3 separate regions of the Homo sapiens genome follow, and regions 1 and 2 are each linked to region 3. Evidence: chromatin contacts called from ENCODE Hi-C or POLR2A ChIA-PET data. All regions are on one chromosome and are shown on one strand. Each heading gives the region's core, a stretch centred on a gene start or an enhancer-like site at or near the end of the contact. The rest is flanking DNA. Distances are from core to core; before and after follow the strand shown.

Region 1 (5,071 bases), core at 1,226-3,725, 330 kb before region 3:
TATCACTGTGTAGACGATACAAGAATGGCCCCAAGGAAGCTGATGTTATAAAAGCAGACTGATGGAGGGAGAATCAAAAGATAAGGAGGTAACTTGAAAAGTATCTTCCATATGGATTGCTCATATTAGCTGCATTCTCTCAAGGATAGAAACTAAATACAGCAAGCAAAAAACCCCACTTTAACAGAATCCATTTAGAGATCCTATTTTGGATATAAGGATTTTTTATGAGGAGATGAAGTGGCTTGTTTCAGAGAGGTACTGTTTCAACAGTAACAGTGGAAACAAGGAAGGCTTCATTTGTGCAGTCTAGTTGAAAGCTCATCAAACTTATACAAGTGCAGAGACTATGAGATGGAAAGACAGTTGCATTTCAAAGAAGACCAATAAAACAACATCACTTTTCATTGTTTGCAGCTTTATAGTTTCTAAACCACTTTCTCATGCTGTATCAAATCTATCTCGCATGCATCCTCTCTTCCTCGTGGGATTCTCTCATCTGCCTGAGAGTCTCTCATCCTTCCCTGTCCCCTGCTTGCGCTGAAGTTGCTTGTTCTGAAGTAGCTGTCACTTTTGAAGCCAAAGGGTTTTGGGTGGGGCTGCAGGGTTTCACCACTCATGGTCAATCTGGAGACTCTGTCTCTTCCAGACACTCCCAGGCTTGGGTGAAATGTCATACTAAAGGACAGAGGAGTTGATTTCAGGGGAGACTGGGGAGACATGGGTAAAGATAAGGCAATATGGAAGCGTGGGGCGGTAAAATCTCCAATGGGTGAATATTGACCAATGTTCTGTTCTCTCTTGATACATTGCTTCAGGGTAGAGTTTCTCCATGTAAGATGTCCTGTGTGGTCCAATGGATGCTCTTGTCAAGTGACCAATGTGTCCCTTTGTGGCTTCACACGAAGCAGTAGTCAATGTAGGAGCCCACCCGTGTTTTATTTCTTCTCATTCTTTCTGTTTTTTTTTCTTTCCCTTTTCCCTCATTCCCAATGCCTAGGGATTGTACCTCCTACTTAAAGCACCAGCACTTGATCCCTGCCTCAGGCTCTGTTTTCTAGGAAATTGAGTCTATACATATTTTATTTCAAACTCTTGCCAACATTTTGACTCAGGCAGGTATTTTTGTTGTTGTTGTTATTGATCATATTTTAGAGATGAAAAAGCTAAGGCCCAGAGAGTTTAAGCGACTAGCCCAAGACTACATTCATTCATTCATTACTTCATTTATTTAGCAGACATTTTTCAAACACTGTCTGTGTGCCAGGCACTGTTCTATGTGCTGGTGGTGACTAAGAGAGACAAGGTTATGCCTTCATGAAACTTAAATATGAATTGGTGGAGACAGATGGTACATAAGTAAATACATCAATCAACAAATTAGGGCAGTGGTAAATTATATTATTCTATTCTATACAACAGGGTTTTGTGTTAGAAAGTGGAGGGAAGGCAAGGAGAGCTAATTTATAATGTGATCAGGACAAGCATTTCTGAAGAGGTGACACATGAGCTGACGCCAGGGCTAGGTTAGAACTTCTAGAGGCTCTAAAAACTCATAGTTCCCCATCCCTGCTTGTGTATTGTAATTCGAATAGAAACAGTACCATGTTGTGTAATGAAGTCCAACATAGAAGGTGCCTGGTAAATATCTGCTAAATGAATGAATTAATGAACAAATGACAGATTCTTATTTTCCCCATGATGACTACTTGGATTTTAAAAATATATATCAAATTTCAAATTCTCCTCCCAACCCCCCAAAAAAACCTTTTTCTGGGAGAGTGTTCCCTATTGAGTAATGCAGTATTTGTTAAGGGTGAAATGATTAGCAGACTACAGACACTTTTAGGACATTGTAGGCAGAGGGAACAGCATGTACAAAGACAATGAAGTATGAACCAGCCTGAGTGACTTAAAGGAACAGAAAGATAGGCTGATGTGTCTGGGGAGTAGCAAGTGAGAGGGAGAGAGGTGTGAGATGGGGTAAGAGAGATGGCAAAAGCCAGATGATACAATCTTGAATTCCATGATGAGGGGTTAGGATTTTATTTTAAGGGCAATAGGGAGCCATAGGAAGATTTTTAGCAGGTGAGCGACATGATGAAAGTGATTGCTAAGTGGTAATTCTAAGTCTAGAACTCAAACCTCTGACTCCTGGACCTAAGTATTTCTATACTAAGCAGGTGTCAGAATTGGAACCAGGGGCTAAAGTCTGAGGCTCCCACTCCTGTGATAGAGTGAAGCCTAGCTTCATAGTCGTGTCTTGTAATATGAGGCCTTCAGATGACGCAACAATATGTCTCCAACTGTACCCTGTTTCCTGGCAATAGATAGTATGAGACAGACTCATGAAAGCACATCTGCTCAATTGGGCCTGTGTTGTTCCATCTATAGACTGGGACTGATGTAACCTCTCACCCATATAGGGAGGTGGTGGAGTGGTGACTCACAGGTCATCAGGACAGGAAGCATGTGATGTTGGGACTGCTGAGAATCACCAGTGGTTCTCATCAGTCTGAATACTCCAGTCGTCAGAACAGCAACATCTATCCTGTCATTAAAGAAGTGAACATTATGGAGAAAGTGCTTCATCCAGTGTAAGAGGGCTATGTGGTTATGTGCAGTAACAAGGGAAAGGCCAGCAGGAGTCTCATGGTTTTAAACATCATCCAGAAAAATGGCAGGGAAAGACTGGTAACCACCATCTGATGAGTAAAGTTTTATTCTGTTACTGTTTGTTGCTTTTGCCTGAAAAGGATGGAGGATTTTCTTAAATGGGACACCTTTGCGAAGAATTCTGAGATTCTCAATAAATGGGCACGTCAGTGCATATGTCGGGGGTCACTATTCTGAGGAGGATTCAGGACTTATCCATAGGCTTGAAGCTTTTCTCTCCCTTTCCCTCCCAACTTCCATTTTCTTAAAAGAGAACTCCAGTCTGGAGACACAAGCTCCTGTTTTCTCAGCGATGCCTCTCTCCAGGGAGGAGAGTGGGACCAGGCAGTTCTTGAGGCCTTTGGTAATTCATGCACCTTGTGCTTTTGCACCGTAAGTGCACGAATTCCCAACACTGACACAGCCATCCCCTTAACTCCCTAGCCTGTACCCCAGAGCAGCTGTGCTTTCTTCTGGCTCTGCAGATATCAATTCCTAAATAGGATGCCTTGAGGACATCAGAGAGACTGCCCCCTCCAGCTGATCACTTATGTGACATTTTGATGTTATTAATGTGTGTTCATCTGCTCCCTTCCTTCTCCCAAAAGGAGACAGGGAGAGAAACATTATTGAATAGAAATGCGGGGACCCACGGAGTGAGCATGCAGGAGGGGGAAGGGAGAGAGGAAATTTAAACTGGAGAGAGGTTGATGGAGCTGAGGGACGTGGAGAGGACTCCAAGGGGAGTGGGTAAACGACAGTTTGTGCATCACAAATCACACCTTCTCTCGAGTCCAACTGTTTCACCATCCTGCCCCCACCAGCCCGGCGCCTCTTAGCAATTCCCCGGCTGTCAGCTCTCTACCTGCTTGGCTCTGGCTGCTCTGCTCAGAGCTGCTCCCCTGGGCCTCCCTGGCTTGTCAGTGGGCTGCGTCAGCATCACGCCACACTGTCTCCCGTTGGCCCGGTGATCAACGCCTGACGGGCCGGCCCTCTCTCCCCTCTCAGCTGGGGCCAATGGGAGTCAGGGGAAGGTTTTGGTTACAAACGAAAATAAAATAAATAAGTCATACTCCTGCACTCAGGAGTCTGGGAAGAACGTCTTCATGGCCTCATAAATAATCTTTCCTTTTAAATCTGTCCTTCTTCTTCTAGATGTGCCTCCCACCCGCCCTCCACCCCGGCCCCCTTGGGCTGCCCCTTACAGTGCAGGGAATACAAAATGAGAGGCTTAGATTTAGACTTGGTGTTGGTAATAGCACCTCCCACAAAGGCATTTGTACCGTGTGTGTGTGTGTGTGTGTGTGTGTGTGTGTGTGTGTGTGTGTGCGCGCGCGCGCGCACGCAGGAGCACATGCACAGAAGCCAGCAAGATAGAATTCATGACAGTGTTATACTGATCCCACCCTGACTCATGGTCTTCTGACTTTTGCAACAAGTCACCCAGCCCCCTCCCAGGTTACCCCTCGACCCTGTCTTCCTACCCCAAAGCTCTCAGTTTATTTATTTCTTCCCATTACAGGGAAGCTTAAATGTGGGGATTAAATGGACTACCCTATTTTAAGATGCCTAGAAGTTTTTCTTAAAATCCATATCTATATCTCTCTTTATTGGACATTTAATTAAAGTTCATTCACTTTGAATCTTCTGCTTAAGACATTGTCCTCTTTTTCAAAACATATACCTTAAGGTAGGGGGTGTTATTAATCTCGTACCTTGAATGTGAATAAAAGTGCTTGAAAATTGGACCTCAGAGGGTCAGGAGAGATGGCCAGAACTCCTGAAGACCCCGTGGTTGTGGGGAGGAGGGGTGCATGCTAGAGAAAGTCTAGGGGGCTTTGCTGGATTGCCTAGGGTTGCCCAGGAGCTTTCCTAAGCATGATTCATCTTGGTCATCAGGCGGGTGTCCTCTGAGCAGATGCCGTGGTGGCATGAGGAGACAACCATGGGCACAGGGGCCAAAGAGTTAGAGGGGAGCTGGGGAGGAGAAGCATTGAGAAATTAATGCTCAGTGCACGAGAGGCCCCCAAAGTGGTCAGTTTTTTCTTGAAAAGTCTTCATTTTAGACCAGGGTGGGCAACCTTCCTTGGCCACTCCTCCCACACTCCCTTCCTTGCCTCACTCCAATGCACACTGCATGAAGAGAGTGGGAGTTTGCCCTCTATTGACTGCGTCCAGAGAGGGTCATCTGACCAGTCTTCTGGTCTGTTAAGGGGTCCAGGTGCCTGGTGTGCTACGTGAGGTTAAGAAGAAAGAAGAGAATGTGAAAAGATTAGATTTTTGGAAATGTTGCCCAACTTCTGCCAGATGGGAACATTGAAGGCACTACATGGCCATGGGCTTTCCTCTGAGAAATGCCAAGATGGAGCCATGTTGGTTCAGAAGGACAGACAGGCAAGATATCTGCTGCCATTTA
Region 2 (4,882 bases), core at 1,677-4,176, 280 kb before region 3:
TCCCCAGGGATATAATTTGGTCCCCAGTTTCAGCTCTCACAGCTGTGTCACTGCCTCCAGCTGAACATCTCCAGGTAGGTTTTTCTCTCTATTTCTGGCTCTCTGTTTATCCTTACCCATCTCAAAATTACCTGGCTATTATGATGCTAATTCAAGTTTGAGAACCTCCCTTTAAGTGTGAAATCTCCCACAGTGAGTTGGATCCTTCTTTTTTGGTTATCTTTTATTCAGCCCAGATCAATATGTCTAAAAGTGACATTTTAGACATATTGACCCCAGCCCATGCCTTTCTCATGCTTGCCAATGTCCTCTCTGCCCTAAAAAAAGAAAAGAAAACACTCTAACTATCCAACCTATGTGCATGCTACTGTCCATTCATGTCTACATGTGTTCAAATCTGGTACCACATTTAATTCCTCAGTGTCTTTGGTGGTGGCAGTCTACCTGGTATTCATAGGCCACGGCGTGGAGTCAGACTGAGGCAGATCATGAGGTGCATGGCCAAACTCACTAGAGTCTCAATATACAGGGGTGTTGTGAGTCAGAATGCCAATGCTAGAAGGATCACTAACAACTGGCTTGAACAACTCATCACATTAAGATGAAGAAACTGAAGCCCAGAGAGATACAGAGCTTTGACAAAGGACACAGGCCCGGTTCATGCCAGAGTAGGGCCTGGAGTGACCATGTTCTGTCTTCCTTCCCAGAGCCCTTTCTACAATAACATAATTAAACAAGGAGCCTGCATCAGGGACTTTTTGAGACGGAGTTTCACTCTTTTTGCCCAGGCTGGAGTGCAATGGCACTATCTTGGCTCAACGTAACCTCTGCCTCCAGGGTTCAAGTGATTCTCCTGCCTCAGCCTCCCAAGTAGCTGGGATTACAGGTGTGCACCACCATGCTCAGCTAATTTTGTATTTTTAGTAGAAATGGGGTTTCACCTTGTTGGCCAGGCTGTTCTTGAACTCCTGACCTCAGGTGATCCACCCACCTCAGCCTCCCAAAGTGCTTAAATTACAAGCATGAGCCACCACACTGGGCCACGTCAGGGACTTTTTACGTGCAAGCAGAGGGTACCGAGCTCAAACTAGCTCAAACAATAAAGGGAAGTTATTTCATATAAATGAAAAGTTTAGAGGTATCTGGCTTCAGGTGACATTTGAACCAGAAGCTTAAATATGTCAACAAGAACAGGTGGATGGAATGCCTGATTAACCTCACCTAGACCACGTAAGTCCCAGGATCATATGAGAAATTCAAATAGAAATAAGGGATATTGGAAAAGGGGAATGAAGACAATAGATGCGTAACAGGGGCCGACAAAAAAAATCACGACAATATCCAAAAGGGGACAAAGATATGTGATATGAAGTCCAAATGATCCCAGTCATAGCTGGACTATGTCCACTTGATTGAGTACAGTTGGAATGGAGATCTTGCTTTGGGGTTGAAGCCAGAGGGAGCTCTGGGACTTTTTGTTTGACAACTGCCCCTGGATAATTCATACCTGTGCCCTGAACATTCTTCCTACCTGTTCAGAGGGCAGGGCTATATTCTTGGGGTGGCCTGGACTCCACTGGAAAGCCCAGCATGCTGGACAGTTCTGCTATTTTAAGAGCATGTGAGAAGTAGAGGGAGCTGAGACAGCTGCCCAGCTAGGAAGAAGGTCTAGGAGCCAGACCTTCCCCGTGGGCAGCCGTCTTCCTTTGAAAGCTGGTCGGTGGTCAGGACCCTGGTCCCTGTCCTCTGTTCCTCACAGTCGGTAGACTCAAAGCTCTGCTTATTCTTCTTCACAGATGCTGTCTCTTCCTCTACCCACCCATCTCTGCCTCTACTCACCACTGCCATACCTCAGCTCCCGTGTGAATTGCCTTGTGCCTGGGCCGTGGCAAGGGTCTATAAGCTTGCCTCCCAAGCTTGCTCCCCACCTGCCCCCGCACATCCTGTGCCCTGTGCTAGGGAACTCACCCCTGACAACAGTTTTGGCATATCATTCTCCCACTCCAAGCCCCTAATCCAAATTCAAATGTCACCTCCTCTGAGACCCCTTCACTGCAGTGATCATTCCCACTCTGAACCCCAAACGGAATGTCCATCCTGCCCAGTTGGAACTGATCAGGTTTTCCTGCTTTCCATTGTTACAGTTTCAAGCATCTTTGGTCTCTTTACTCTGATGATGTGATCCTGGACGATAGAGATTTACATGTCTAACTATGACTCAGTATACAGCTCTATACCCCATAAGTAGTAGATAAACAAATAATACTAATTCCTTGAGGTTAGCCTCTTTAGCTTCAAATCTTGGCCAATTAAAACTTCCTTATCGTCATATCTTTAAATCTCTAGAAATGTAGGTTTGAATTTTGAAATAGGAAGAAGATAAATGGAAGATATTTTCCCGCCCCATTCTTGCAATTAATTTTCCTTGTCTGCTTGAGTATATACCAGCATTGATATCTACCTCTGACTTAATTTACCAGAAGGTGCTCTAAAAACCTAACCAATGTGCATCTCTACAATTCAAACGGGCATATGGTTCAAAACACCAAATTTGTCATGTCTCTAGTGTGCTGAGCTCAGAGGAGTATTTCAAAAAACAAAACACACACACTCAACATGGGTTGAGGGACAGGACATTTTAAATGAGAGTTTTTAAAGCATCAAAAATATCACAGGTGTGTTCTTTCTTGATGCTTACCCATTTAACTATTCTGTAGTTATGGGACCAAAATTCATCCCATGAGCTCAGCATTCCTGCTCTTGAAAAGGGCTGTGTGGGGCTGGACGGATAGTTAGGACTTACCTGAGCAGGAATAAGTTTTCAATGGTACAGGCAGATGCTTTGGGAATCAGGAAGTGACCTGCTCCTCCTTGAAATGACTCTGGGCTGGGGCAATGGTGACACTGCCACCTCATGGGATCTGGGGTTACCTGGTGGAGGAAAGACGCAGGATGAAGAGAACCAGGTATAACCCTGCCACTTGGAGTTTTTCCTACAACTTGGGCTGGTGAAATGCTGAATCTCAGTTTATGTTCAAAATAAATGAAACCTCATTCTATTACCAAAATAAACTGCTCACATGTGATGTTGATAATGAGACAGCCAGACAGAAGCTGCCTTCATACCAAAACAAGTGAATCAGGTGGTAGGAATAAATGAACAAAGGGCAAGGCATTGTCACTGCCCCTTTCCTTCAGCAGTAGAAAGACTGACTAGAAAATTCATACGTAAAGAAAAAGACCTTTTTTTCTGTTGTTACAACCTGAAACGCCATGGAATTATTTGATAGAGCCTTTTTTGGAGAGAGGGTGTGGGCAGACATGGTAAGGGCAGATCCTGTGTCTGTCTGTGTCAGGGGCAGTATTTGCGTTTGCCAAAATGTTTATGCAGACACAGAGAGGAGGGGACTAAGCTATTTGGCCCTGTGACACCAAAAAATTATAATTGTTGTTATTGGAATGAATTGTGTTATGTGTTAAAGTCCTAACTCCCTGCACCTCGAGATGTGGTTGCATTTAGAAATAGGGTCTTTAAAGAGGGAAAATGAAATGATCTCATATGGGTGGGCCCTAATCCATGGTGTCCATGATATCTGGTGTCCTTGTAAGAAGAAGTTAGGATGTAGACAGACACAGAGGGAAGACCTGTGAAGATGGAAGACCTGTGAAGATGTCACAGGAAGGTGATCATCTGCAAGCCAAAGAGAGACACCCTTAGAAGCAACCACCCCTGCTGACATCTTCATCTTGGGCTTCTAGCCTCCAGAACTGTGAGATAATAAATTTCTGTTGTTTAAGCCACCCAATCTGTGGTCTTTGCAGTCCTAGCAAACCGTAATTGTTAAACAGGAGCAGAGGGAGGCAGACTTACTATGGAGAAACACAATATCGGGGCAGCACTGTGTTTTATTGTGAATGAATAAAGGAAATAATCCATTCATTTCTTCAGCACATACTTTATTTCTGATCTTTAGAGGGTGGCATGTAGCAGCTGGGAGAGGCTCTCCCTTTCATTGTCCCCAGCAGAGAATAGGAAACATGCTGTGTGGGCTTAAAAACTTCTGGCCACCAGCCACTGGCACCCTGTCTCTGGGAAGCAAGGATAAATCTGGTGATCCACTGATCACTGAGCACTTAACAATGATCACTGGAATGATATAACTATTATCTTTTCATATTTCTACCAGACTTAACCTTGCAGGGTCAGTATCATCCCTGAGCTTTAAGTTCTCAGCTTGTATATAACCTTGGATGAAACTGTGAATGTTCAATCTGGATAAAATAATTAATGTCTTTTTATTGCCCCTTTCAGAAACACACAAGGTCCTTGTTGGCCTCATGCATGGAGTATGGACAAGTAGCTCTTTACTTAGCTGGTCTTACAAGCTGCTTTGCAAATGTATCTGGCAGGTGGTGCAGTGCATGGGGGAGGGCCCGCAGTCTGTCCCTGGAGGCTCAGCTGAGTATCTCTGGCTAAAGCATCATCTCAAAGGCTTGAGAAGCCTAAGCTCCAGCCCCCACCCCTTCTTGAGCTGATTTCTCCCTCCTGACTCATGTCTGCTGCCTCATTTGTGTTACTGTGCAAATGTTTAGCCAAGAAGCCATACCAGGCCGAGTGCCTATTTATGACCGCCTCAGGAGTTTACAGTCCAGGCACTGAGGCAGCATTCCATGCCTAGCCTCTGGTCAAATAAGGACAAAGTGAACCACACCTTCCCTTCTTGGCAGTGAAGCAGGGGCAGTTAGAATGCTGTGTGCTGGGTGCAAAAGCCTCCCCCAGGCAGGGCCAATTCTTTCCTAGCTTCCCAATGACCTTGAAGTTGTAGCAACATAAATTAGAAGAAAAGAGTGTAGAATATTTGTGACATGACTCAGGATGCTG
Region 3 (4,431 bases), core at 869-3,368:
GGCTCCAGGCTCCTTTCCTTTTCTGTCCTCAGCTTTGTTCATCTGCTTTATTTGGTGTGTGGGGTGCATGTTTGTGTGTGTGTGTGTGTGTTTTTGATGAATTTTTGTTTCTCAGCACCCATTCCTCTCTTCTAACAGCTCCCAAATTTCCATGTGAAGAATTACACCCTTCATATTGTATAAAGCCTCAAGATGTCCTGACTATAAGCCACACAGGCTATTGGTTTCTACGAGAAGCTCTCACCACCTAGGTACAGCCAAACATGTGACCCCAGCTTAATCAGACTCTCTCCCCTTAGAGTTTGACCCTCACACCAGCAACTACAATGGCAAAAGAAAAGGTAAAAGTTCGTTGCCACTTTGGTTGTGCAGTATTAAATTATTTTTCAAAATATGGCTTTATGTTTGATCCCCAATCTAAGGAATCAAGCATTTGCCTGATGGTCAAATATCTGAATCCAGATAGTTCCTATTGACTATTTGGCAGGAATGTTATATCATTAGCCGTATTTAAACTCATAAATATCAGCCATGAAGATTGAGGAGATGGTGCCAGGATGATACAAATTATTCGTGGAAAATGGTGTCACTGTTGTGCAGAAAGGGCACAACCCTAAAAAGCACCTTATTCAAAGTCAGTAAGTGTGTGAGACAATGTTCTTTCTCTTCATCACAGAGAGAATTACCTGTATATTCAAAGCCTCATGCTTACATCCTCCCTTCAATCAGGTGCAAGCATTAGTATCTTTCAAGTGAATTTCCTTATGCTTTAGTTAGCTCATTAATTTATCTTGCCTACAACGAAATAACCCTAAGTGTATAAAGATTTATCAAGGTACGTTTTTATTTTCTTGCTTGTTTTTTTGCAAAGAGTTCCATGCTAAAATATTAAAGTTTGGACCAAATGATTTTAGATATTGCTCCTAGTCTTATGCTTTTAAGCTTAAAAAACAACAGAAGAAAATGCGTTTTGCAGATCTGGCAGCTGACTCAATGCAAATGTTACCACCAACAGGAACCACAAAGAAACCTAGGTCAGTAATATGATCATGTAAAAGATGTCTCAATATCTTTCCCACCATCTTCCTGCACTGGCCTGTGAAATTTAACTCTTTCTTAATATTTCTTAAATGACATTTTTCTTAAATGTTTCTAAACATTTAAAAGCTGCAGCCTTGCTGCATGTTCTGGAGCTGTGTGATACGGGTTTTCCTTGTAAACCTCACTGTATGCTTCTCTCCGTGATGACGAATAGGAACATTATCTCCTGCACTTACTGACTTTGAATGAGGTGCTTTTTAGGGCTGCGCCCTTTCTGCACAACAATGACACCATTTTCCATGAATAATTTGTATCATCCTGGTACCACCTTTACAATCTTCATGGCTGTTATTTCTGAGTTTAAATATGGCTAATGATATAACATTCCTGCCAGACTGTAGGAAATACCTGGATTTAGATATTTTGGCATCAGGCAAACACTTGATTCCTTAGATTGGGACTCAAACAAAAAGCTGAAAAGCTATCTTTGGAAAACAATTGAATGCAGGAATCATAAACATCATAATGAGCTGAGGGTAGACCATGCATTCCTCTCACTAGAGTGGGTAGTTGGTATCTCATTAGGACTGTTGCATGTCTTAAGAGTTCTAGCTGTGTGCTCTGTTTGGGATTCCTGTTATTGTACGGGTTGCAAAGAGTTAACATGCATTTTCTCTGTGATCTATCCAATGTGTACTTATTTTGTTTATAGGACCTTGCCACCTCACCATAATGTTTATAGGTTTTCTTGATGATTTCATTGCCTCTAGGGAATGTACTGCATCTCACCTCTTGCACATTACTCTTCTGTGGGAATCTGAACATTCTGTGTCTTGCGCTGCCCAGAGGAGTCTACATTCCACTCCTGCCTTCTGCTGAGTCCCCATGCTGAAAGCCCACCTGCTTCAGTAATTCTCCAGTCTTCCCCTTCCTGCCCCCCTCACTTGATTATTGATGAGCTTTCTTGAGCTGCCACCACCCCATTAAATAACCCAGTTCTGCACTTGGTGAATGGTTTCCCACTCTCTGCAAAATAGGCACTTCTCCCTACTTGTCCAGAAAGCAGTCTGGTCGCTGCTAGGAAGGCCTGGCCTCTTGGCAGAGGGCCATAGGAAGAACATCACCCCAGCACTGAAAACCAGTTTTTTGGTGTGTAAATGTTTTGCTTGTTTGTCTGCTTTGTTTTTTAGCTTTAAAAACATCACTCGGCCATGGGAAAGGCAGGTATATTTTGATTGCTACCAGCAAGGCATGGAAACACTACTTCTGTGCGTTCTCAACATGGATCACTCTTAGAATTAGGTAAGAGAGCTGAATAAAGAGAGTTTTGCAGAAGAAGGGATTTGCGGAGAATATAGAACAAAGTTCCAGTGCAAGAGGGTTGAGGAAATCAGAAAGCAACTAGTTTTCTAAATTAAAGGGAAACCACATACAGACTCTGGATGAATTCAAAGGCATTTAAAGGCTGGGCTTTTTTTCTTTAAGTATCATTTTCATTTGCACAGATTTCCCAAGCAATCCACCTGGCTGACTTTACTCTTCTCTCATCCATATGGAGGTCTCTGGCTAAGTCCAAGGAGCTATAAACAAAAAAATACAAATAAGAACTGTGTAAACAGGAAGTCAGGCTCCCAAGCGAGAAATGTGTCTAGTAAACGATGTGACAACACTAAGGAGTCATTGTAGCACTCCTTGCTCTGATCTTATCCAGCTCTTTCATTTCTGTAAATGTGCCTGCGTAAACCAGCACCCCAGCCAACAGCCTATTGCAGGGGAAAGACACCTGCCTAGCCTCCCTCTTATTCCTCCATCACTTAGTCTGTCCCGAGATGTCATTGTCAGGCATTGGAAATTACAGAGTCAATCTGCCCTGCCTGTGATGGACTCCGTGTGAATACATCTCTTATGTGTGTTTCACACGCACGATCTGGTCAACACCCAGTGTTCTTTTTTCTCCTCCCTCCTCCCATCACCATCATCCACACGTGGCCATTCACCTCACAGTCTGGTATCTGGGGCCAACCTTACCTCTCAGGGGAGAGACTGATTTGATTTGCTCTTCACCCTGAACAAGGAGACCTTTCATTTAAAAAGGGAAGATGCTTTATTTCCCTGTGAATTAGAATAATGAAATATTTCTTGTAAACCTGGGAATTAAAATGGAGACAATATGAGTCCTTCAGTTTCTTTTATTGGTCTTCAGAGGTGAACGTGGGAGCAGTTGTAAATATGCATCAGGGTATCTCCTGGTCTGATGGTATTGAAACTCCATTCACAGCAATGCTAAGTGTCGCTGCCGGATTTGTCTCCAAGAGCTCCCTCCCATTTCTTCCCACCCTCTACCTCGCTTCCAGCTCCCTACCCTGGTTACAGTGACTTTGAAACTAGTAAGAAGCATTTTGAGGTGACACTCGAGTAGCTGTGTGGTCTGGAATGCATTATAATGTTATGTCTCAATTACAATATTCTTTGGTTGATACACAAGGCAGGCACAGCCAAGATCCAGCCTTAGGGCGCACTGCCACCTCCTGGAAAACCCTCTGTGTGCGGCGCCTGCTATCATCCTTCCTCCAATGCCACCAACCAGAAAACAAGCACTTGTTCATGGCCTTCTGTCTTTAGAATCCAAGATCTGGGCACACCTAGCCATCTTCTCCTGTCCCTTCAAATTGGAATGTACTAATTCCTGAAGGAAGTGAAAATGTGTTGCATTGTCTTTTCTTTTTTTCTTTTTTTTGGAGACAGAGCCTCGCTCTGTCGCCCAGACTGGAGTACAGTGGCATGATCTCGGCTTATTACAACCTCCACCTCCTGGGTTCAAGCGATTCTACTGCTTCAGCCTCCCGAGTAGCTGAGATTACAGGCATGAGCCACCACACCTGGCTCACCTGGCTCATCTTTTATATTTTTGGTAGAGAAAGGGTTTCACCATGTTGGCCAGGCCGGTCTCCAATCCTGACCTCAAGTGATCTGCCCGCCTCAGCCTCCCAAAGAGCTGGGATTACAGGCATGAGCCACCGCACCCGGCTGCATTGTCATCTTAATTACAAACAAGTAACTAGGTTGGGGAAGCCACTGGTGCAGAGATCCGTGATCATTACTCTCACCTTCTGCTCCTGAGGCTGGTAACAGACGCTGCTTACTGTAAATGAGTGCCTGGCACCAGTAGGATCCTGCCCTCGGGATCTCTGGAAGAAGTGCCAACATTATTTACATCATTATGCCTAGCGTTCCATTATTGCAACGCTAACCATGTGGAAGTTATTTATATCCCACTGCTCAAGGTCATTGCCAAGGTCTGATGGCAAAAATTCAAAAAATTGCAACCTCAGGCATAAATGGGTTAAGGACTGGACCAAGGACTTGGAGCAGAAGTCACATGCACAGGCA

Evidence for each region. A loop is a pair of places that touch in the nucleus more often than their neighbours do. ChIA-PET counts read pairs that join two places held with the same protein, here RNA polymerase II (POLR2A). Pooled maps may share reads with other maps.
Region 1: a loop to region 3 is called in a map of IMR-90, with 12 times the contacts of the local background. The contact joins two enhancer-like sites. A Hi-C loop is called at or near these places in 2 of 168 maps with a recorded cell type or tissue (IMR-90 and Panc1) and 5 of 50 pooled maps. POLR2A ChIA-PET finds 5 or more read pairs at or near these places in 3 of 52 experiments (CD8-positive, alpha-beta T cell, WTC11 and activated CD8-positive, alpha-beta memory T cell).
Region 2: a map of PC-3 shows a loop between it and region 3 (5-fold over the local background). The contact joins the promoter of LINC01802 here to the enhancer-like site in region 3. A Hi-C loop is called at or near these places in 6 of 168 maps with a recorded cell type or tissue (IMR-90, PC-3, ascending aorta and 3 more) and 13 of 50 pooled maps. POLR2A ChIA-PET finds 5 or more read pairs at or near these places in 1 of 52 experiments (AG04450).

What each region holds. Positions count from the first base shown.
Region 1 is chr2:207,308,980-207,314,050 of GRCh38, reverse strand. No RefSeq gene overlaps it. Among named protein-coding and RNA genes, the nearest start is that of MIR1302-4, 42 kb to the right of the region's middle. RefSeq lists an enhancer at 2,946-3,695. Within about 2 kb of position 2,475, at least 10 of the 41 ENCODE cell types and tissues checked have a DNase peak (open chromatin) inside an H3K27ac peak, as active enhancers do.
Region 2 is chr2:207,258,489-207,263,370 of GRCh38, reverse strand. LINC01802 (long intergenic non-protein coding RNA 1802) reads right to left here and starts at 2,926. Exons shown (of 3, transcript NR_146973.1): 1 at 2,804-2,926.
Region 3 is chr2:206,981,045-206,985,475 of GRCh38, reverse strand. No RefSeq gene overlaps it. Among named protein-coding and RNA genes, the nearest start is that of CPO, 44 kb to the right of the region's middle. RefSeq lists a silencer at 3,489-3,638. Within about 2 kb of position 2,118, at least 3 of the 41 ENCODE cell types and tissues checked have a DNase peak (open chromatin) inside an H3K27ac peak, as active enhancers do; they include PC-3 and dorsolateral prefrontal cortex, where a contact is called at or near this core.